Linked DNA regions of Homo sapiens: regions 1 and 2 are each linked to region 3. A link is a loop called in an ENCODE intact Hi-C map of the cell type or tissue named here. Cell type or tissue: heart right ventricle. All regions are shown on one strand.

Region 1 (8,000 bases), 110 kb after region 3:
GATTTTCAGGTCTTCAGTCTTCCAGCATCCCACTCCCATAGTGTACCTGATGTTTGCTGTCACCTCAAACTCTTGAATCTTTAATTCCAGTTCCTGTATTCCAACTATGACATCCTGCCTTAGCTCTCAGACCCTGACTCCTGGGTAAAAGACACCTTTAGTCACTTGACTCCTCCCTAGTCTTCTAGCCCTTGGGTCCCTTTCCCTCTAGCCTCACTTCCTTTCTCTGCTCCTGCCTTTTAGATTGTGCCACCTCGGTCTCTTCTACAGGCTCTTCCTCTCCTTACCCTTTAAATACTTTTCTTCCCCAGAGTCCACAATTTTGTCATATGATTACCACACCATCTGCATGTTAGATTTTTTTCCATATAGATTTATCAAGGGCCTACTACGTGCCGGAAAGTATACTGGGCCCTGAGGATACACTGATGGGTTAAAAACAGACCTGCCTGGCACACAGTGGTACACAGTAATATGTGAAGACTAGATAAATGGTTCACAACAAAGTCTCAAACATCAAAGACCTAATAAATATTTATGGAATAAGTTCTGATTTTTCACAGTAAAAAGAGTTTTGATGAGGGAAGAAAACTAATGCCATTTCTGAAACGTTTTTTAGAATCCAGGCTTCTTAATCCACAGAAGCAAAGATAAAGGAAAAATTACTTAATAGAGTCTATATTATGTGAAGTCTTTTTTTAACCAAAGTTTATAACTATTTTTATTTACAACTAGAAATGAAATTAAACTGCTAAATAGGCATTCAGATTAAATAAGAGTACTTCTTGCCTGAGATTTATGAAACATTTGTTTATTAAGGACCCCGAGACTATCTTCTAGATATTTGTGGAGTGGTTTAAATGTGGTCCTGCTTTAGAACAACCAGAACAAAAACAATAGGTTGATTGATAGATTCTGGTAATTTTATGAAATGTACCATTTAGTTCCAAGGCCAGTATTTATTATACTTCCTCCTCCTCCTTCCCCAGGAAAAATTGGACCACCTAAACTGGATATCAGAAAGGAGGAGAAGCAAATCATGATTGACATATTTCACCCTTCAGTTTTTGTAAATGGAGACGAGCAGGAAGTCGATTATGATCCCGAAACTACCTGTTACATTAGGGTGTACAATGTGTATGTGAGAATGAACGGAAGTGAGGTATGTGTTTCACATTTTTCATAATGGAAATTCTTGTGTAGCTAGCAAAAGTTGTTCCTTTCTGTAGTGTAATGAAAATAGGATGCTTATAAATATTCAAGCAAGACTCACAGATCATAGATTTGATAAGAAAAATATGTGAATGCTATTAAAGCAAAAATGATACAGAGTTAGTCACTAACACTGACCATGTGAATACATTTAGTTTTTATTTGCTTCATTTAGCAGAATGGCTCTAATCTAGGATTTTTCCCAGTACACCTCCATTGCTCCACTGGTAAAATGAGGATTTTCTTCCTCATTGGCGGTGACGTAAAGTAATATTAATACTTCTGTTTCCCACCAGCTAAATTTCTGGACAAATGAATAGGACAAATGAACATTTGTTAGTTTAACAACTAACAATAAACATTCCTGCAATTTGAGTTTTTAAATTTACCATTTTTATAAGGAATATAACAGATGCATAGTATCGTGCTGTGTTGAAGTAACAAATTGACTTATTGATAGTAAAGCTATTTTTAGACATGTTCAAGTCAATCATATATATTTCTTCAGTTGTTTGACCAGGACTAATATGGTGATTTTTTTTTTTTTTCAGATTAAAAGAAGCTGTGCATTTTCACTGTTTTCTTTTTTCATCTAGATCCAGTATAAAATACTCACGCAGAAGGAAGATGATTGTGACGAGATTCAGTGCCAGTTAGCGATTCCAGTATCCTCACTGAATTCTCAGTACTGTGTTTCAGCAGAAGGAGTCTTACATGTGTGGGGTGTTACAACTGAAAAGTCAAAAGAAGTTTGTATTACCATTTTCAATAGCAGTATAAAAGGTAAGTTCTTGCCATTTTTTTTCTAAATATAGAGGGAGCAGTAACTAAAATAGGATCATGTGAGGAAAGCAAACTCATTTGCAGTTTCAAAAGATCTGTTTTAACAATATTCATTTGCATTAGTTCCATTCCTTAGAGAAGTTCAAAATTAAAAATAAAGCAGTTTCTCACACATTTAAAGATATAGAACAACTAATTTGGAAAGCCATGTGATGGCCCCTTGACCCAGGAAAGAAAAAATATATAATAAGTACATAAAACTACACAAATGTTTGCATTTCAGGATTATGAATTATAAGTCAGTTTGTTACTTCACCATAGCAAGATGTTGTGAATCCACTAAAATGTTCTTTATGGGGATTGTAATTTAAAGACTGAAGAGCAGGAACGATCACTGGTTACAACTGTATGACGTGGACTGGACAAAGACTCGAGATTAATATCCAAAAAAGTTTATAGATGGGTTTGAATAATAGATAATGGGTCATTTTTATAACATTTTACAATAATTAATTTTATTTCATCTTTTAATGTGGGGGGTGGGGAGGTAGAGATATATATGCTAGAACTTGAACTTTAGAACTGTTACTCTCAGGTGTCAGGAACCTTAAAGAAGTTTGGACTTTTCTTTGCAGTTAGGAAATGTAAGTGTTCATTATAGATAATTTATAAAATATGAAAAACCAGAAGAAAACAAAATAATCTGTAGTTCTACCATGCAAAAATACCCCATTATTCACAGTTTGATATTTTCTTTAGTTTTTCTACATAGACATGATCATATTGTATAGTATATATGATTTTGTGTATTGCTTTAAGCATATATTGTAACTCATGCTTTGATGATTATCTTTGTGTGTGTGTGTGTGTGTGTGTGTGTGTGTGTGTGTGTGTGTATACATATATTTTTTTCCTTAGGATTTTTTTAGAATAGATTTCATAGGTTTAAAATTTTATGATGCAAGTATATTTTCGAGGAATGGAAATATAGGCTGAAGAGCCAGAACAAACACCTAAAATTCAATACTAATAACTTCAAGCCATTATATGAAGGTTTCAAATAGGTGATTTAAAGCAGTGCAATGCATTTTATGCTAATTTTCGTTATGCTATTTGAAAAATAAAACCCTTCTTAATGCTCAAAATTTGAAATAATGCAAATGCCGCAGATTTGTTTTTAGCCTGAATTATACACTGCACTGATAGTATGGCCACACGGTGGCATTGCCGTGGCTCCTGAGCAGCAGCCCTGCCTGCTTGCCTCAATGCCTTGCAGCCAGCACTTGCTCAGCCCGTGGGACTTCTAACAGCACTAATGTTGGTTTTGTAGTTATTTTCCTTTTTACTTTTGTAATGATTTAACTTTTTTCACACCCTGTAATAAGCGTAATAGAAGCATTCATTAGTAACTTCCATAGTTAGAAAATTCTGGGTAACAAAATGCCCTAAAGGATGCCGGACATTGTCACAGTATGTTAGAGTGCTGTTAATTTGGAAGAGAGAACTATGAAAAAAAAAAAATACTGAAGATTGTGCTGCAAAAATAAAAGGCAGCATTACAGCAAAGTACACAATGGTGATTCTAGATGTATGTGCTTGGAAACAAATCTTTCCTATTTTATATTATTTATGTCTGGTTTATAACTAAGGGGACTTTATTCCTGTGCAGCATTGCTGTGTGCATGTACATCTGTGAAGCTTTATAAGTATTTGCAGTCGTGAAATAAATGTAACAGGAAATTCTGAGGAGTGGGGCTAAATCATCTTAAGAGCAATAAACATTGCCAGAATTTCTTTCTTTTTTTTTTTGTTGTTTTGTTTTGTTTTGAAATGGAGTCTCGCTCTGTCACCAGGCTGGAGTCCAGTGGCACAATCTCAGCTCACTGCTACCTCCACTTCCCAGGTCCAAGCGATTCTCCTGCCTCAGCCTCCCACGTAGCTGGGACTACAGGCGCATGCCACCACACCCAGCTAATTTTTGTATTTTTAGTAGAGATGGGGTTTCACCATGTTGGCCAAGATTGTCTCGATCTCTTGACCTCGTGATCCGCCCACCTCGACTTCCCAAAGTGCTGGGATTACAGGCTTGAGCCACTGTGCCCAGCTGCCAGAATTTGTTTCTAAGGAGAGGTATTTTTAAAATTATTCTTTTGCATTTTTAACCGAAAGAAATGCATAACCCTGGAAACACACTGTATGTAGGGCTGTAAGGAAATTATTGTAGAAAAGCTATTTTAACTATGTTGTGTCATAGTAGAATAGTCCCAGAAAGTTCTAGAATTGCAGAGCTGGGAAGAACCATATTGCTATCTAAGACAGATACCTAATTTTTTACTCAGATTTCCTAACTTCTGCTTCCTTCAGTGTTCTTTAAAACTCTGGCCCTATTCACTAATTTGTAAATCTATTCAAGAATGGCACTAAGACTTTTTGATAGATAATAGCAGTATTCCATCTTAATTGTAACTTGTGATTTCTGCCTTTTTTAAGGTTCTCTTTGGATTCCAGTTGTTGCTGCTTTACTACTCTTTCTAGTGCTTAGCCTGGTATTCATCTGTTTTTATATTAAGAAAATTAATCCATTGAAGGAAAAAAGCATAATATTACCCAAGTCCTTGGTAATGTATTTAATTTTTTTATATACACTAAAAAGTTAACTTGAACCTTTTTTGATAGTTTCTTAAATTATGTTTTTAAAGTAGAATGATATTCAACAAGATGTCACCTGCCATCAATCAGTCAGTCTACCACACATGCAAAATCACATACTGTGTCTTTTGCTGTGCAGCAAGTATTTTGTTTTTTTTTTTATTCTCAGGGAAAAACACGGTGAGACAATTCTGTTAAAGATCTTAAAGTCTAGGGGGAAGAAAAGATAAATATACATTGGCTATATAACGTGTGATAGATTCAAAGATTTATACCTGAGCCCATGAGGACTTTGTCCAGCTTTGGGGTGGGGTTAGTCATGGCTTTTCCAGAGGCAATGCCTGAGCAGTCTTGAGGGACATACAGGAGTTTAGGCACTAGGGGACAGAATGTGCTGAGGTCCAGAGCCAAGAAAGCATGACTTTGAAAGCTCTGCAAATACAGAAACACTTCATTATGGTTGGAGTATGAAAGGAAAGTTGGCCAAAAATGAGACTAACGTAGGAGTTTGACGATTTTAATGTCCAACATTTCAAAGCCTTTGATGTAAAGAACATTTAAAGGTAACAGAATAGTATCTATTTGAGTCAAATATGACAGGAATAATATCTGTGATGCTCAAAGGGCACATTAAAATTTGCTATAAACTACCTTTAAAGTGGATAAGAACTCTCAACAGTTAGTAGTCAACTCACAAATGAATTATAATATTTTATTCTTACTAGTAATTAAGCACAAAGTAACCTTGCAGTATGCCATTTTACACGCGCTAGAGAAGAAAAAAGAAACCTGGATATCCAGTAGTACCAGCAGTAGCATAACGGGTAAATGCTGGTGAAAAGTAATCTAGCCCTGGTAAGAATAAAAGCACACAGTGGGTATTCAGTGTAATAGTGACGTAAACATACCATTTCTTTGATATGGTCACTCCACTCTTAAAAAATGTATTATAAGGAAATAATTTCATAAATAAAAAGATGTACAGGATATTTAACATGTTCCATAGCTAGTAAAAATTGGAAACATTTCCCCATCTATTAAATTATTTATCAGTATAAAGAAATAATATGAGCTACTAAAAATTATAATGATGAAGGCAAGTAATGAGAATATTACTTAAGTAGATGTGCCCACTTTGTAAACATAATGTGCGTACATGTGGAAGATAATTGTATTAGGATTCTCTAGAGGGACAGAACTAATGGAATATATATATAAAGATATATATATAATACCAAATAAACTCCCCTTTATATAAATCTATATTTTATATATTATATATTATATATATTTTATATGTTATATAATATATATTATATATTATATATAATATATTATAAATTATATATTTTATATAATATATTATAAATTATATATTTTATATAATATAAGTTATATATTTTATATATTATATTATAAATTATATGTTTATATAATATATTATAAATTATATATTTTATGTAATATAAATTATATTTTATATAATATATTATAAATTATAAATTATATATTATATATTATAAATTATATATTATATAATATATATTAATTATATTTTTCATATATATATATATAAAGGGGAGTTTATTTAGTATTATTTAGTATTAACTCACACGATCAGAGGTCCCACAATAGGCCATCTGCAGGCTGAGGAGCAAGGAGAGCCAGTCCAAGCTCCAAACTTGAAGAATTCAGAGTCCGATGTTCAAGGGCAGGAAGCATTCAGCATGGGAGAAAGATGTAGGCTGGGAGGCTAGGCCAGTCTCTCTTTTCACATTTTTCTGCCTGCTTACATTCTAGCCATGCTGGCAGCTGATTAGATTGTGCCCATTCGGGTTAAGGGCGGGTCTTCCTTTCCCAGCCCACTGACTCAAATGTTAATCTCCTTTGGCAGCACCCTCACAGACACACCCAGGATCAATACTTTGTATCCTTCAGTCCAATCAAGTTGACACTCAGTATTAACCATCACAGTAACGTACAAAAAGCAACATATATTAGTAAGATATCTGATGGCTTTTTAAAAATTCTAAAACTTTGTTTTTAATATTACTATGGGACCTTTCATTAAAAAGAAATGGCAACATCTGATTCACCCATTATCCTAAATGTGCCATTTGGTGGTCCATTACTTCAGACCTTTGTTTTTTTTGAGGGTAGGCACTTAAGCTTAACAATTTTTTATCTTTAATCAATTTTTCTCCCCATAGATCTCTGTGGTAAGAAGTGCTACTTTAGAGACAAAACCTGAATCAAAATATGTATCACTCATCACGTCATACCAGCCATTTTCCTTAGAAAAGGAGGTGGTCTGTGAAGAGCCGTTGTCTCCAGCAACAGTTCCAGGCATGCATACCGAAGACAATCCAGGAAAAGTGGAACATACAGAAGAACTTTCTAGTATAACAGAAGTGGTGACTACTGAAGAAAATATTCCTGACGTGGTCCCGGGCAGCCATCTGACTCCAATAGAGAGAGAGAGTTCTTCACCTTTAAGTAGTAACCAGTCTGAACCTGGCAGCATCGCTTTAAACTCGTATCACTCCAGAAATTGTTCTGAGAGTGATCACTCCAGAAATGGTTTTGATACTGATTCCAGCTGTCTGGAATCACATAGCTCCTTATCTGACTCAGAATTTCCCCCAAATAATAAAGGTGAAATAAAAACAGAAGGACAAGAGCTCATAACCGTAATAAAAGCCCCCACCTCCTTTGGTTATGATAAACCACATGTGCTAGTGGATCTACTTGTGGATGATAGCGGTAAAGAGTCCTTGATTGGTTATAGACCAACAGAAGATTCCAAAGAATTTTCATGAGATCAGCTAAGTTGCACCAACTTTGAAGTCTGATTTTCCTGGACAGTTTTCTGCTTTAATTTCATGAAAAGATTATGATCTCAGAAATTGTATCTTAGTTGGTATCAACCAAATGGAGTGACTTAGTGTACATGAAAGCGTAAAGAGGATGTGTGGCATTTTCACTTTTGGCTTGTAAAGTACAGACTTTTTTTTTTTTTTAAACAAAAAAAGCATTGTAACTTATGAACCTTTACATCCAGATAGGTTACCAGTAACGGAACAGTATCCAGTACTCCTGGTTCCTAGGTGAGCAGGTGATGCCCCAGGGACCTTTGTAGCCACTTCACTTTTTTTCTTTTCTCTGCCTTGGTATAGCATATGTTTTTGTAAGTTTATGCATACAGTAATTTTAAGTAATTTCAGAAGAAATTCTGCAAGCTTTTCAAAATTGGACTTAAAATCTAATTCAAACTAATAGAATTAATGGAATATGTAAATAGAAACGTGTATATTTTTTATGAAACATTACAGTTAGAGATTTTTAAATAAAGAATT
Region 2 (8,000 bases), 240 kb after region 3:
CCCTTCTGGGCTTGGCCAAAGCTTCTGTTGAAACTACATCACAGTTGTGCCTCTCTAGGAATATCGCTTCCCTTGCACCTTCCCAGTGTTGATCCTTGGAGCACTCACCAATAAACTGCTGCCCATACATCTCCATATCAGAGCTGTTTTCAGGGGACCCAACCGAAGACAATTGGTTACACAGCACAAAAATTCTAGAAGATAACATCAAAAAAACCCTTCTAGACCTTGGCTTAGGCAAGGATTTCAGGAACCCAAAAGCAAATGTAACAAAAACAAAGATCAATAGATGAGACTTAAACTAAAAAGCTGCTGCACAGCAAAAGAAATAATCAGCAGAGTAAACAGACAACCCACAGAGTGGGAGAAAATCTTCCCAATCTATACATCCGACAAAGGACTAATATCCAGAATCTACAAGGAACTCAAACAAATCTGCAAGAAAAAAATAAACAATCCCATCAAAAAGTGGACTAAGGACATGAATAGACAATTCTCAAAAGAAGATACACAAATGGCCAACAAACATGAAAAAATGCTCAACATCACTAACGACCAGGGAAATACAAATCAAAACCACAATGCGATACCACCCTCACTCCTGCAAGAATGGCCATAATCAAAAAATCAAAAAATAATAGATGTTGGCATGGATGTGGTGAAAAGGGAAGACTTTTACACTGCTAGGGAGAATGTAAACTAGCACAAACACTCTGGAAAGTAGCGTGGAGATCCATAAGGAACTAAAAGTAGATCTACCATTTGATCCAGCAATCCCACTCCTGGGTATCTACCCAGAGGAAAAGAAGTCATTATACGAAAAAGATACTTGCACACATGTGTTTATAGCAGCACAATTCGCAATTGCAAAAATATGGAATCAGCCCAAACGCCCGTCAATCAGTGAGTGGATAAAGAAATTGTGGTATATATATATATATATATATATATATATATATATATATATATATATATATTTGGAATATATATATATGTATATATATATTTGGAATATATATATGTATATATATATTTGGAATATATATATATGTATATATATATTTGGAATATATATATCTGTATATATATATTTGGAATATATATATGTGTATATATATTTGGAATATATAGATGTGTATATATATTTGGAATATATAGATGTGTATATATATTTGGAATATATATATGTGTATATATATTTGAAATATATATATATGTATATATATATACACCATGGAATATTACTCGACCATAAAAATGAATGAAATAATGGCATTTGCAGCAACCTGGATTATATTGCAGACCATTATTCTAAGTGAAGTAACTCAGGAATTGAAAGCCAAACATCATGTGTCCTCATTCATAAGTGGGAGCTAAGCTATGAGGATGCAAAGGCAGAAGAATGATACAATGTACTTTGAGGACTCCGGGGAAAGTGTAGGAGGTGGGTAAGGGATAAAAGACTATATATTGGGTACAGTGTACACTGCTCAGGTGATGGGTGCACCAAAATCTCAGAAATCACCACTAAAAAACTTAGTCATGTAACCAAACACCACCTGTTCCCCCAAAACCGATTGAAAAATAAACAAACAGTTGGTTACAGAAGTGGTCCCAGGAGGCAGACTCCATTATGAGATCTGGGAAATTGATTACCCATTTGGCCAGTTGCAATAAGGACCCCCCACCCAAAGCGTGGCGGGTAGAGAACTGATACTCTGACACATTGTAGAGGTCAATTGTCAAACTGTTCAGCGACTGGAATGAGACAGCACTGGGAAACGATGTGCTGGCTCAGGTGTTTGAGAGGTATGATGGGCATCAATGTTAGAAGGGCTATGGAACTAGGGAAACCTGATTGACCTAGGGGGACTGGCTTCCCTGCAGAAGTGGCTGCAGTTCAAGCTGACACTAAACGGTGAGTTTGCATGTGAGGGGAGGGAAGGATGATCAGAAAAGAGCTTTCCAGTCAAAGGAAACAGCATATACAGAAGTTCTAATGCAGAAAAGTGCCTGGCAATTAGAGGAAGGGCAAAATGGCCAATGAATCTCTAGAGAGTGGAAGCATGGCTGTCAGCGGAGGCTGGGGAAATAGGCAGGGGACAACTCACAGCCATGGCAGGATTTGTCTTGTCATTTTAGGAGGAGTGATAAACCATTGAAGGATTTGAAGCAAGGAAGCTACAAGATAAGATTTAACTTTTAAGAATCTCTTTGGCTATTTGTGAACTGACTGGAGGGAATAAAAATTGAAATGAAGAAAGCAGCTGCTCAGGGCTGTTGCCGTTCTTATACTGGGATGTGACTGCTCTCACTAGAGCCTCATCTACTCATTGAGCTACTAAACCACCTTCTTGGTGATGGAAGGCCACATCCACCTCCTGACACCTACAGAAATGATCTGGGCAATTTTCCTTTAGTTTAATCTCTGTTAAACACTAGAATGTGGGCTCGGCAGTAATAGAGACTTTGTTTGTTGTATCACTGCTGTATCCCCAGCCCCTAAAACAGTGCTTGGGCCTTAGAAGATGGCACTCAATAAATGTCTGGTGAGTCATTGAATAAATACGTTTTATTTATTTATATGTATTTTTAATAATATATATATTGAGACAGGGTCTCACCCTGTGGCCCGGGCTGGAGTGCAGTGGTACAATCACGACTCCTTGCAGCCTCAAACTCCTGGACTCAATCAACCCTTCCACCTCAGCCTCCTGAGTAGCTGGGATCACAGGCATGTGCCACCACACCCAGCTAATTTTTGTATTTTTTGTAGAGATGAGTTATCACCATGTTGCCCCAAGCTGGTCTGAAACTCCTGGGATCAAGTAACCCTCCCACCTTTTCCTCACAAAGTGGGATTACAGGTATGAGCCACAGGGTCTGGCCTGAATAAATGAATTTTAAAGGAAATACTCCCAATCAGAGTGGAGCAAGTTTCTGAGGATTATTCATGCCTTGAAATCAATAAGTGTGAACAAGGCTCCAAGGGGAGGGAGCAGACCACAATTAAGCAATCCATAGCAACTCACCTATTTATTATATTTATATGGTGGATAAGTAATGGAGACAAACAGGTGTTGCGTGCAGGTTGGGAGATCTTAATGAGACTGGCTGAAGATAAACTTCCCAGGCGAGCTGTAACCTTGTGCTGCAAATAATTTCATTCAAAGTAAGAGCAGCTGGCATGTTTCGACACAAACTGGTCACCGACCCTTGTTTTTCAATTCCTATTTTTTTGTTTTGTTCTTTAATGGAAGAATTTTGGTGTTATTGTTGAATATCATCCAAACCAGCTGTGAAACCCAAATGATTTCCAGTCCTTGCCTGTAGGTCTGGACCTGAAAAAAAGCCTATCAGCTCTTGAGTGACAGGGAAATGTCCTGGCAGCTGTGTTCCTACTCCTGAGCGCCGTTTTAGGGCTGAGACTAAAGCTAAGAGCCGCACTTGAGACCACTCATCTCTTCAAACCTTTCTGTGCTGCTCAGAACCGAAAATCAATTTTATGTAGGAACAGTATGTGATTCCATATTGAGAAGGCCTGTACAGGTGAGTCTGTGCCCTCTGTCATGGCTGTAAACCAGGACATTGCATATTCATGCTTAAGGAGACCTGGCAGGACACCCAGACTGAGGAGCATGAGAGAACAGTGACACCCAGTGGCTAGCTGGCTGCATCTCCAATGTGCTGGGCACAGAGATGGCTGAGGGTGGAGCCCACTATGCTCCAGATCCCAACTTCTGCTTTTTGTCCTTTCAAGCTGGAGAACCCTGTGAAACTCCAGGAAAATTCTAATTGCAGACCAGGTTCTACCAATAATATTTATCCTTCCATATTCTCTGCTACACTTTTTACTTTCAGGATAAGCACCTATCTCTTGCTAGAGTTACTGTGTTTTAAATTGCATCATAAAATTTAATAAATGTTCATGTTCAACAGTTGATAAAATATAAAATTCCAAAATTCCTTTTTTTCTAGTTTTTCAGAATAAAGTTTGTTATTCAGTCAACAAATGTTTACTGTGTACCTACTAGGTGCCAAGCAGTTAATAAAACAGAAGTTCTTTTTTTTAATTATCATACTTTAAGTTCTGGGATACATGTGCAGACAGTGCAGATTTGTTCCATAGGTATACACATGCCGTGGTGGTTTGCTGCACCCATCAACCCCTCATCTACATTAGGTATTTCTCCTAATGTTATCCCTCCTCTAGCCCCCCAACCCCCAGCAGGTCCTGGTGTGTGATATTCCCCTCCCTGTGTCCATGTGTACTTATTGTTCAACTCCCAATTATGAGTGAGAACATGCAGCGTTTGGTTTTCTGTTCCTGTGTTAGTTTGCTAAGAATGATGGTTTCCAGCTTCATCCATGTCCCTGCAAAGGACATGAACTCATCCTTTTTTATGGCTGCGTAGTATTCCATGGTGTATATGTGCCACATTTTCTTTATCCAGTCTATCATTGATGGGCATGTGGGTTGGTTCCAAGTCTTTGCTATTGTGAACAGTACTGCAATAAACATACGTGTGCATGTGTCTTTATACTAGAATGATTTATAATCCTTTGGGTATATACCCAGTAATGGGATTGCTAGGTCAAATGGTATTTCTGGTTCTAGATCCTTGAGGAATCACCACACTGTCTTCCACAATGGTTGAACCAATTTACACTCCCACCAACAGGGTAAAAGCGTTCCTATTTCTCCACATCCTCTCCAGCATCTGTTGTTTCCTGACTTTTTAATAATTGCCATTATAACTGGCATGAGATGGTATCTCATTGTGATTTTGATTTGCATTTCTCTAATGACCAGTGATGATGAGGTTTTTTTCATGTTTGTTCAACATAAATGTTGAAGCCACATAAATGTCTTCTTTTGAGAAGTGCCTGTTCATATCCTTAGCCCACTTTTTGGTGGGGTTGTTTTTTTCTTGTAAATTTAAGTTCCTTGTAGATTCTGGATATTAGCCCTTTGTCAGATGAATAGATTGCAAAAATTTTCTCCCACTCTGTAGGTTGCCTGTCCACTCTGATGATACTTTCTTTTGTGGTGCAGAAGCTCTTTAGTTTAATTAGATCCCATTTGTCAATTTTGGCTTTTGTTGCCATTGCTTTTGGTGTTTTAGTCATGAAGTCTTTGTCCATGCCTATGTCCTGAATGGAATTAGCTCGGTTTTCTTCTAGGGTTTTTATGGCTTTAGGTCTTATGTTTAAGTCTTTAATCCATCTTGAGTTAATTTTTATATAAAGTGTAAGGAAGGAGTCCAGTTTCAGTTTTCTGCATATGGCTAGCCAGTTTTCCCAACACCATTTATTAAATAGGGAATCCTTTCCCCATTGCTTGTTTTTGTCAGGTTTGTCAAAGATCAGATGGTTGTAGATGTGTGACACTATTTCTGAGGCCTCTGTTCTGTTCCATTGGTCTATATATCTGTTTTGGTACCAGTACCATGCTGTTTTGGTTACTGTAGACTTGTAGTATAGTTTAAAGTCAGGTAGCGTGATGCCTCCAGCTTTGTTATTTTTGCTTAAGATTGTCTTGACTATAGGGGCTATTTTTTGGTTCCATATGAAACTTAAAGTAGTTTTTTCTAATTCTGTGAAGAAAGTCAATGGTAGCTTGATTGGGATAGCATTGAATCTATAAATTACTTTGGGTGGTATGGCCATTTTCACAATATTGATTCTTCCTATCCATGAGCATGGATTGTTTTTCCATTTGTTTGTGTCCTCTCTTATTTCCTTGAGCAGTGGTTTGTAGTTCTCCTTGAAGAGGTCCTTCATGTCCCTTGTAAGTTGATTCCTAGGTATTTTATTCTCTTTGTAGCAATTGTGAATGGGAGTTCACTGATGATTTGGCTCTCCATTTGTCTATTATTGGTGTATAGGAATGCCTGTGATTTTTGCACATTGATTTTGTATCCTAAGACTTTGCTGAAGTGGCTTATCACCTTAAGGAGAGTTTGGGCTGAGATGATGGGGTTTTCTAAATATACAGTCATGTCATCTGCAAACAGAGACAATTTGACTTCCTCTCTTCCTATTTGAATACCTGTTATTTCTTTCTCTTGCCTGATTGCCCTGGCCAGAACTTGCAATACTATGTTGAATAGGAGTGGTGAGGGAGGGCATCCTTGTCTTGTGCCAGTTTTCAAAGGGAATGCTTCCAGCTTTTGCCCATTCAGTATGATATTGGCTGCAGGTTTGTCATAAATAGCTCTTATTATTTTGAGATACGTTCCATCAATACCTAGTTTATTGAGAATGTTTAGTATGAAGGGGTGTTGAATTTTATCAAAGGCCTTTTCCGAATCTATTGAGATAATCATGTGGGTTTTTTGTCATTGTTTCTGTTTATGTGATGGATTATGTTTATTGATTTGTGTATGTTGAACCAGCCTTGCATCCCAGGGATGAAGCCGACTTGATCTTGGTGGAGAAGCTTTTTGATGTGCTGCTGGATTCGGTTTGCCAGTATTTTATTAAGGATTTTTGCATCAATGTTCATCAGGGATGTTGGCCTAAAATTTTCTTTTTTTGTTGTGTCTCTGCCAGGTTTTGGTATCAGGATGATGCTGGCCTTATAAAATGAGTTAGGGAGGATTCTCTCTTTTTTTATTATTTGGAATAGTTTCAGAAAGAATGGTACCAGCTCCTCTTTGTACCTCTGGTAGAATTTGGCTGCGAATCCATCTGGTCCTGGGCTTTTTTTGGTTGGTAGTCTATTAATTGCTGCCTCACTTTCAGAACTTGTTATTGATCTATTCAGGGATTCGACTTCTTCCTGGTTTAGTCTTGGGAGGCTGTATGTGTCCAGGAATTTATCCATTTCTTCTAGATTTTCTAGTTTATTTGTGTAGAGGTGTTTATAGTATTCTCTGATGGAAGTTTGTATTTCTGTGGGATCAGCAGTGATATCCCCGTTATCATTTTTTATTGTGTCTATTTGATTCTTCTCTCTTTTCTTCTTTATTAGTCTGGCTAGTGGGTCTATCTATTTTCTTAATCTTTTCAAAAAACCAGCTCCTGGATTCATTGATTTTTTGAAGGGTTTTTCATATCTCTATCTCCTTCAGTTCTGCTCTGATCTTAGTTATTTCTTGTCTTCTGCCAGCTTTTGAATGTGTTTGCTCTTGCTTCTGTAGTTCTTTTCATTGTTATGTTACAGTGTCAATTTTAGATCTTTCCCGCTTTCTCCTGTGGGCATTCAGTGCTATAAATTTCCCTCTAAACACTGCTTTAGCTGTGTCCCAGAGATTCTGGTAGGTTGTGTCTTTGTTCCCATTGGTTTCAAAGAACTTATTTATTTATTTCTGCCTTAATTTTATTATTTACCTAGTAGTCATTCAGGAGCAGGTTGTTCAGTTCCCATGTAGTTGTGCTGTTTTGAGTGAGTTTCTTAATCCTGAGTTCTAATTTGATTGCACTGTGGACTGAGAGATTCTGTTCTTTTGTATTTGCTAAGGAGTGTTTTACTTCCACTTATGTGGTTGATTTTAGAATAAGTGCAATGTGGTGCTGAGAAGAACATATATTCTGTTGATTTGGGGTAGAGAGTTCTGTAGATGTCTATTAGATCCACTTGGTCCAGAGCTGAGTTCAAGTCCTGAATATCCCTGTTAATTTTCAGTCTCATTGATCTGTCTAATATTGACAGTGGGGTGTTAAAGTCTCCCACTATTATTGTGTGGGAGTCTAAGTCTCTTTGTAAGTCTCGAAGAACTTGCTTTATGAATCTGGGTGCTACTGTGTTGGATGCATATATATTAAGAATAGTTAGCTCTTCTTGTTGCATTGATCCCTTTACAATTGTGTAATGCCCTTCTGTGTCATTTTTTATCTTTGTTGGTTTAAAGTCTGTTTTATCAGACACTAGGATTGCAACCCCTGCTTTTTTTGTTTTTGTTTTTGTTTTTGCTTTCCGTTTGCTTAGTAAATATTCCTCCATCCTTTATTTTGAGCCTATGTGTGTCTTTGCACATTTGATGAGTTTCCTGAAT
Region 3 (8,000 bases):
GTGAGAAGTCTTTAGGTACCTTGAAAGCACAGGTGACTTCTCTATTTGACACCAGTATGCCCTTGAAAAAGTTATTCTGTCTTTCAGCATCACAATTTCTCTCTATGTAAAATGTTGGGAGTATGTAGTGTAACCTAAATACATCACCTACCTCATGCCTGTCACAAAGAACGTTATCTTGAAATTAGTTTTCTTTCAATTCACTTCCTTATGTAATCAATCCCACAGCACCTATGAAACAGGTGTGATCATCCTTTTAAGGATGCACTGGCTGGGCGAGATGGCTCATGCCTGTAATCCAGCACTTTGGGAGGCCGAGGCAGGTGGATCACCTGAGGTCAGGAGTTCAAGACCAGGCAGACACCTGTAATCCCACCTACTACGGAGGCTGAGACAGGAGAATCACTTGAATCTGGGGGGCAGAGGTTGCCATGAGCCAAGATGGTGCCACCTCACTCCAGCCTGGGCGAAAGAGCGAGACTCCATAAAAAAAAGGGGGGGTGCACTGACTTAGGCTTGGGAGAGTGATGAGAATGCAAACATAGGTCTCCTGGAGTCTCCAGCCTGTGATGGCCAACATAATGCAAATTTAGCCTCAACATGTGCATATTTGTGGGGAAGCATGCTATAGTTGAAGGGAGGAAGATGGAAAAGAAGTAGAAAAATATGGAGACATGTAGCTACATGTATGTGACCATATATCCTACATCTGATCTTGGAAGCCATGCAAAATGGCCAAGTCCTGACTGGAGATGTTGCAAGAGAAGCAATGTGGTACACAGTTTTTTGGTTTAAAACAGTGGTTCTGGCAGGAGGTAGGAATTCAGTTCCTCAGAGGACATTGGGCAATGTCTGAAAACATTTTGGTTATTACAGTGGGGGAGGGAGTGTTACTGGCATCTGGTGGGTAGTGACCAGGGATACTGCTAAATATTGTAGAAGGCCCAAGGCAGCCCCTACAACAAAGAATTATGCAGCCCAAAATGTCAGTAGCACCAAGACCGAGGCACTGGTTTCAAATGAAAAGTTCAACAAGAACAATAAAATAGTCTTTTCATGTATTTATTCCTTTTCAGTAATAGTCTTTAAATATTCTGGCAATAATGTCAAATGGAGGTTTGCTCAGTACACTAATTCTGTGAGAAGGTTACAATGTTCTAAGGTGAGAAAAGTATGTGTTTAAATAAATGTATTGTTTCTAATACTGGAATGAAGATAGCCCTGAGATAATTGATACTTAAAGTAGTTATAGGTTTTAAATCACAAAAGGTACTAAAAAACATATTTATAGGCTTTAAATCACAAAAGGTACTAAAAGGTACCAGTCAGTAATGTTGATCTAAAATAAAAGTGTAAAATGTTCTCACGAAATTTTCTTCTGTCAGGAAAATCTGAATTCCTTGACTTCAATTATTTGAATTTTGGGGATTTGGAACAAACAACATCCAAAATCGATCGTGCATCGAACAAAAAGATGTAGGAAAGATAAAGACACAAGTTTAAAATCATTTTAAACATGTGTACTGCTTTAAATGTCTATATTTTGCTCAAACTGGTACCTTCCCTGTAAAACTGACACCGAATCCAAACAAGATGACACAATAATATTCTTCAAAGAATGAAGAGTAGATTCAATATATAGTTTACCTGTGTGTCAAAAAACAAAACTAGCTTGATCATTGAAAACCAACTACTTGCGGAGGAAAAAAATAAAGGCAATTCATTTTCTTATTTCACTGAGTCTTTCTAACATAAAAAAGCATGAAGACTGAGTGTTCAGTAGAGTCTACAATGTTGACCCCAAAGTTCAGGATTGCATTGTTAGGTTTGACTCTGTCTGATGGCAGAAGGGCTTCTGTCTCCCAGCATCTAATAAGGAAAATCAAGTTGTGTTTTCCATGTGGTGACTCCTATCAGCAGAATTTTAAATATACTTTTAATAAAAGCACATGACATGTGAAACTTTATGGTTGGTATGCGTAGATGGAAAACCATTAAAAATGTTTTTAATATGGGAAATTTATGACCACAAAATCAGTATATATCAAAGACTTTGGCCAAGGCATACCAATAAAGCATTCACCTACTGGGTAATGTTAAAACAGGGCAAGATAAAAGTAAAGCTGGTTCATTTCTTCCCATCACAACAAAAAGATTGATAAAGAACATACTTGATATCAAACAGAGCTTCCTGCTGGCTTCAGTTACCTGGGAGTTCGGAGCCTGTGGTTTGAATAATGTTCCGCCTACAATAGGAAAGACAGCAGAAGTGTGGAGAGACTGATGGGGCTTCCTGCAGGCTGAGCTTTTAGAGTTCAAACTCATTCTTTATTCTCGAGTAGAAACGATAACAAATGTGTAAATAAATAGTCACGGATCTTCTGATGTTCCTCTTTTGGTGCTGGGAATTGCATAATGGTTCACCCAGTGGAGATGAGCTGCATTCCTCAAACTGTACTCCAGAGTTATGTAAGTTATCAAAAGAATTGGCAAAGAAGAATTTTTCACAAATTCACCTGAAAATAAATCTCTGTATATGAGATTCCTGAAGAAACAGGGTTTAGACAGTTGGTGCACTGACTAAAGAAAATTTGATCATGAAAAACATAAAATCTGTAATATTAATAGACTTCCTACACAGCATAAGCTATCATTTTAATGACTGTAAGTTTTGTCTCTTTAATTTTGGAAAATATGTTGCCAAAGTAATAAAATCTTAATATAACAATCTAAATTTTAATATGAAATATAACTATACCTGATAGAGGTCATAATTTTTTTTTCCTAAAAGGAATGCCTAAATCACTATCAAAGAGATCTCCTCTTGATCCTCGTGAACTTAGCCATTATTTATCTCATTTTCAAACATATCAGTAAAAACACCTAAGACAATACATTTTGTAATTTCATACATCATTTTCTAATCATTTCTAACCATTGAAATAACAATTATATTTGGCATTCAAGTTTTTGAAATCCACCTTTGTTTCTGTTATTAGCAGATATGCTTTGAGTAATGCACAGAGGGCAATACTCTAACTTCTGACAAATGAGCCTTTAAGTTAAAGGAAGGTGGAGACAAAGAAAATTCTGATATAATTCAAACTGGCTGAGCTATAGAAGCAGTGCCGAGTGACCACGAGAGGGCAGCATCCTCAAATAGTTGTGAGGGGGAGGGGCGGGGGCGGCAGGGATGCAATTTATGGTGGTTAGCTGAACCTGTGTAGAACTTCAAAGTCTTGTACTGTTTTCTAATTCTTCCAGTCGAAACCCAGAAAAGTGAGAACAAGCATTTTTTTTCTCCAACTTAAAAAACAAGTGGAAGAAATTCTAAAGCAGAAATAACAACACTTTACAGCACTTAACCATGTGTCTGGCACTGTTCTAAGGGCTTTACAAATATTTACTCCCTTAGTTCTCCTAAGAACCCTGTGACGTGCACACCATTATTACTCCCAATCTTACAGAAAAGGAAACCGAGGCACGGGGAGTTTATCACTTGCTCCAGTCACATAGCTGCCAATCGGTGGAGTTGGGATGCAGACCACAGCAGCTGGATCTAGTCCAAGCATAAGACTTCTCCAGTGGAACTGAGAATTCCCAGTGGGCCCTCTGTTCTAGTGAGTCATTAAGCCTCTCTGATGAACTCGAAGTCAGATAGTAACTTTCTCCTCTCACTCAATTTTCTTAGAAGATACAATGTGATATTTTTGTCTTATTTTCCATAATAATAACCCATCTGCACTTAAAAAGAAATCCACCGTGTTTCCTTAAAATGCACACTATTACAGGCATATGTGATATATGAAGACTCGTCAAAGAGAATAATGCCCATTTTAGGCTTTGAGTCTTAAGACAGTGGAAACCTAAATGTACACAAAAATAAATAAAGACTCAAGCCTTGGTCAGCACCGGGCTTATAAATTGGTTAAACCAACAGCCTACATATGGGGAAAAATGAAGAATATCTACAAAATAATATATTATTATATGCTCATCATGATATTGAAAAAATTGACTCAAGAACTACTTGAAGGGGATCCCAAGCTAGAAAAAGACAAATCAAATTAATTAATCAATCAGGAGTATCAAATCAAAACAAGTTTTAAAAATAGACTTATAGGAAAGAGGTAGTAAATTCATGTTGAACAAATCTGAACTGTCAAGTAAACCATTCATTCATTCATTCATTCATTCATCTGGAAATTATGGAGAGTTAGGGACAGAAGCAATGACCTCTTCACAAAGTAGAGGCTGAAAGAGGAGTAGGATTTTGCTAGAAGAGGCAAAGAAGGAGAGTGCTTTCTAGGAAAGGGATCAACAAAAACCAAGTTCAGAGATGAGGAAGAGCAGAACGTGTCTGAAGAATGGCAAAAAGCCATAATTAGCTAAAATCTGTGATCTCTGGAGAAAGGTGGGGGAAATGAGCCAGCAAATATAGGGGGTGGAAGGGAGGAAAAATATTTCTTTCCTTCTACTTATCCTAGGTTCATGGCTGAGGCCCTATAACAAAATGAAGATTAACAAAAGAGGCTGGGCACAGTGGCTCACACCTGTGATCCCAACATTTTGGGAGACCAAAGTGGGAGGATTGCTTCATCTGAGGAGTTTGAGACCAGCCTGGGCAACATAGGAAGACACTGTATCTACAAAAATCCAGGAGGATTGCTTGATCCTGGGAGGTAAAGGCTGCAGTAAGCCATGATTGCACCACTGCACCCCAGCCTAGGTGACAGAGCAAGACATTGTCTCAAAAAAAAAAAAAAGTAATGAAAGAAAAGCATAGAAATGTGTTTAATATAAATTGTACATGATACCAGAGCCTTCATAAGGAAATGAAGACCTGAAGAAACAGTTCAACCTGAATGTTTTTTGTTTTGTTTTGTTTTGTTTTGAGACAGAGTCTCACCCTCTTGCCCAGGCTGGAGTGCAGTGGTGGGATCCTGGCTCACTGCAAGCTCCGCCTCCCAGGCTCACACCATTCTCCTGCCTCAGACTCCCGAGTAGCTGGAACTACAGGCGACCGCCACCATGCCCGGCTAATTTTTCATATTTTTAGTAGAGACAGGGTTTCATCGTGTTAGCCAAGATGGTCTCGATCTCCTGACCTCGTGATCCACCCGCCTCGGCCTCCCAAAGTGCTGGGATTACAGGCGTGAGCCACTGCACCCGGACCTGAATGTTTTTTATAGTAGATTTGATGAAGAGTGGACAGTCATGAAGAAATATGACAGGGCAAAAAGAGTATCATCTAATGGTAATAAACTGGAAGAAGTTTATTACCATTAACTGGGAAAAGGCCTGTTTGTTCAGATTCTTCTCTGTTACCCTTCATCTTCAGAGAGAAGGATATTCCTGTCCTCTGGGTATAAGGAAAGCATCTCTCACATGAGAGTCTTATGACCTTATTCAGGGGAGGGTCAGAATATCCTCCCAGGTTTTATGACCGGAAGAAGGCCAGCAGCAGGAGTGGGAAAGCAAGTGAGAGTGACTTTCCCACTTCTGCAGTTTTCTCAAATTACTTCAGCTTAAAATGCCCAATATGCCAAGGTTCCATATTTTGGGATAGTGAGTCCTGAACCCCATCAAGGGCAATGGGATCTTAAGTCTCTGAAACAAAAGTCTTGGTAAGGGACTTGACTTTTATATTGTAGGAAATGCAGAAAATAAGATTAAATTCTGGTGCATATCTAGTGTGCAAGTAAAAGGTTATCTTCAAATGTGTTATTAAGTATTCACATGAAGGATTGAATCATGAGTTCCTTTAGGGTCACAGATGCTGCCCGATCAGGAAAGCAAGCCCACATTTTCAAATGGCTTAATGAATAGGAGCAGCAACAATTAAAAAGAAGTACTGAAAGAGAGGTGAAGAGAGGAGGTGAGTAAGGGCAACTGAAGAACAGGTAATAGAGGTAGTGTCTCCAGAATGCACAAAAGAGGAGATTTAAGCAATGATGGTCTGTTTATCAGTTAATGTCCATCAGCCTCAGACCAGCAAAATGATCAAGAGGACCCAATTACCTAAATCAGACATTTTAAAACATAGGCATGTGCCTCTCAAACATTTTGAGTGCCTACTATGTTCAAGACACTGGACTAGGTGCTAGTTTAATGCAAGATGAAAGAGAGATGATTTCTGCTGCCCAGAAATTTATAGTCTGTATAGGAGCAGGGTGAAGTTGGTCAATAATAAAAATCATTGTACTATAGTCAAGATCTCACGAAGAGCTGTCTGCATAGTTCTATGTAGAGAAATAAGAAACTGGTCATTTAGAAGGATGTTTAGGTTATTTTTTATTATTATTATTATTATTATTATCATTATTATTATTATTTTAGAGACAGGCATTCACTATGTTGCTCCGGCTGTACTCAAAATCCTGGACTTAAGCCATCCTCCCTCTCAGCATCCCAAGTAGCTGGGATTACAGACAGGAGCCACCACGCACAGCAATGTTCAGGTTATTGTTTTCCAGGACTGTCTGGGCCAAGGATGCTATTCGTTCCTCTTCTCTTCTAGAAGATTCTATTTCTCTCTCAAGGTTTATTTCTCTGAAGAGGTTCCTAAATCTTCTTTCACCCCAGCTCTTAATAAAGGCCTAATCAATGAATAAATGAATGAATGAATGAATGAGGAAATTGAATGTTTATGTGACAATTCAGGCCCCAAAAGTTTGCATAATCAAATATAAGAAAAAATCCTGCCTTGCAAAGAAAGTCTTTGTGTCTCTTCTTCCTGCACCAAAAAAAAAAAGTTTAATAATATGCTTTTGTTTTACAAATAGTAAATTTAGACATTTCCTTGAAAGAAAACTGAGTGATATCTATGCAAGCAAAAAAAAAGAGACAGAGAAAAGTGGATACTACACTGAATAGAAAATTGAAAGGCTAGTTTTAATCCTAGCTTGCTACCATCTAACTGGATAAACTTAGACAATTTGAACTAATATTTCCTCCCTGTTTCAACTAGTAGAAAATGTATTAATTAGCAACTTTTTTTTCCGTGGGGCGTGGTAGAGAGAAAAAAAGTAAAAGTCAATTCACAATGATCAGAAATGAAAAAAATAATGAAAATTAAAAAAAAACTTTAGGCACTTTATTACATGTTTGGGTTTAGTGTACCTAGTGTATGCAATATTACTTCATTTTCAAAATTATTCCAACATGCATTGTTCTTGTACTGCAGATGAAGAGTCTGAAATCTAACGTTGTTTGTAGTTACATATTCCCCCAAAGTGGCCAAACTAGCAAAGTAGAGCTATGACATATATATGAGATCTATTCACATAAAAATAAAATGCAAAATCCCTAAATGCAATTTTCTCATTGCATGAGAAAATGATTTGAAAGTTTTTGAGAAAGTACTATAATCAGGTTGACTTTACATATACAGTAATAACACGATGCAGAAAAAAATTATTTTCTCATGAATTTAACAAACAATTGCTAAATAAGTTATTGTGCCAAGGACTGGGGTGCAATACAGTAGAAATTGTGTCCATCCCAGGGAGTTTTCAGTGTAGTGAGAGATGTAAATAAGTAATCAGCCAATTACAATTCAGTGGGGTAAGTATTGATAGAGGGGCGGAGGATACTCTGGGAAAACATAAAATGAGTTCTGAACTCTGTGTGAAGAGTCAGGAAAGCGTTGATGGACCAGCAGAAGTGAGCCAGGTGAAATGTGGGTAGGAGTGTTCCTGAGAGGGGAAAGAAAATGAGCAGAGACCCTAACAATAGAGAAATATGACTTATGGCTTATTCTGGGGAACTAATACAGGTTTCCTGTGCCTAGAGGGTAGGGTTTCAGATGGGGAATGGAGAGGGATGAAAGTAGCAGTAGGTATAAAGGAGCCAGACTAACATGAGCTTTGAAGCCATGGTTAGGAGATTGGATTTAATTCTAAGGCTGCTAAGTATCACCTGACCTGTTTGTGAGTTAGTATGGAGGCTGAATTGGAGAGAAACACAACTGTAGGCAGGCTACCAACTGTGATAGACTC

What was found. Hi-C counts contacts between places; a loop is a spot of excess contacts. Peaks named below come from ENCODE experiments on the same cell type or tissue, not always from the same donor. Only the 100,000 strongest peaks of a DNase experiment are listed, where the experiment ranks them.
Region 1: it touches region 3 in a loop (3-fold over the local background); 22 of 110 quality-filtered maps call a loop at or near these places.
Region 2: it touches region 3 in a loop (4-fold over the local background); 25 of 110 quality-filtered maps call a loop at or near these places.

The regions. Positions count from the first base shown.
Region 1 is chr6:137,197,494-137,205,493 of GRCh38, reverse strand. IFNGR1 (interferon gamma receptor 1) reads left to right here. Exons shown (of 7, transcript NM_000416.3): 4 at 990-1,162; 5 at 1,809-1,995; 6 at 4,486-4,613; 7 at 6,855-8,000. The coding sequence ends at 7,463. Among named protein-coding and RNA genes, the nearest start is that of IFNGR1, 18 kb to the left of the region's middle. In heart right ventricle, a CTCF peak has its summit at 3,203 (motif pointing right); no DNase peak of the experiment used is centred here; H3K27ac peaks cover 2,890 bases.
Region 2 is chr6:137,072,374-137,080,373 of GRCh38, reverse strand. No RefSeq gene overlaps it. Among named protein-coding and RNA genes, the nearest start is that of IL20RA, 31 kb to the right of the region's middle. RefSeq lists an enhancer at 3,519-3,728. In heart right ventricle, CTCF peaks have their summits at 3,466 and 3,678 (motif pointing left); a DNase peak (open chromatin) is centred at 3,653.
Region 3 is chr6:137,309,624-137,317,623 of GRCh38, reverse strand. LOC105378017 (a long non-coding RNA gene) reads left to right here and starts at 3,509. Exons shown (of 3, transcript XR_943043.1): 1 at 3,509-3,620. RefSeq lists an enhancer at 1,934-2,534. In heart right ventricle, a CTCF peak has its summit at 3,119 (motif pointing right); DNase peaks (open chromatin) are centred at 3,163 and 3,484; H3K4me3 peaks cover 561 bases.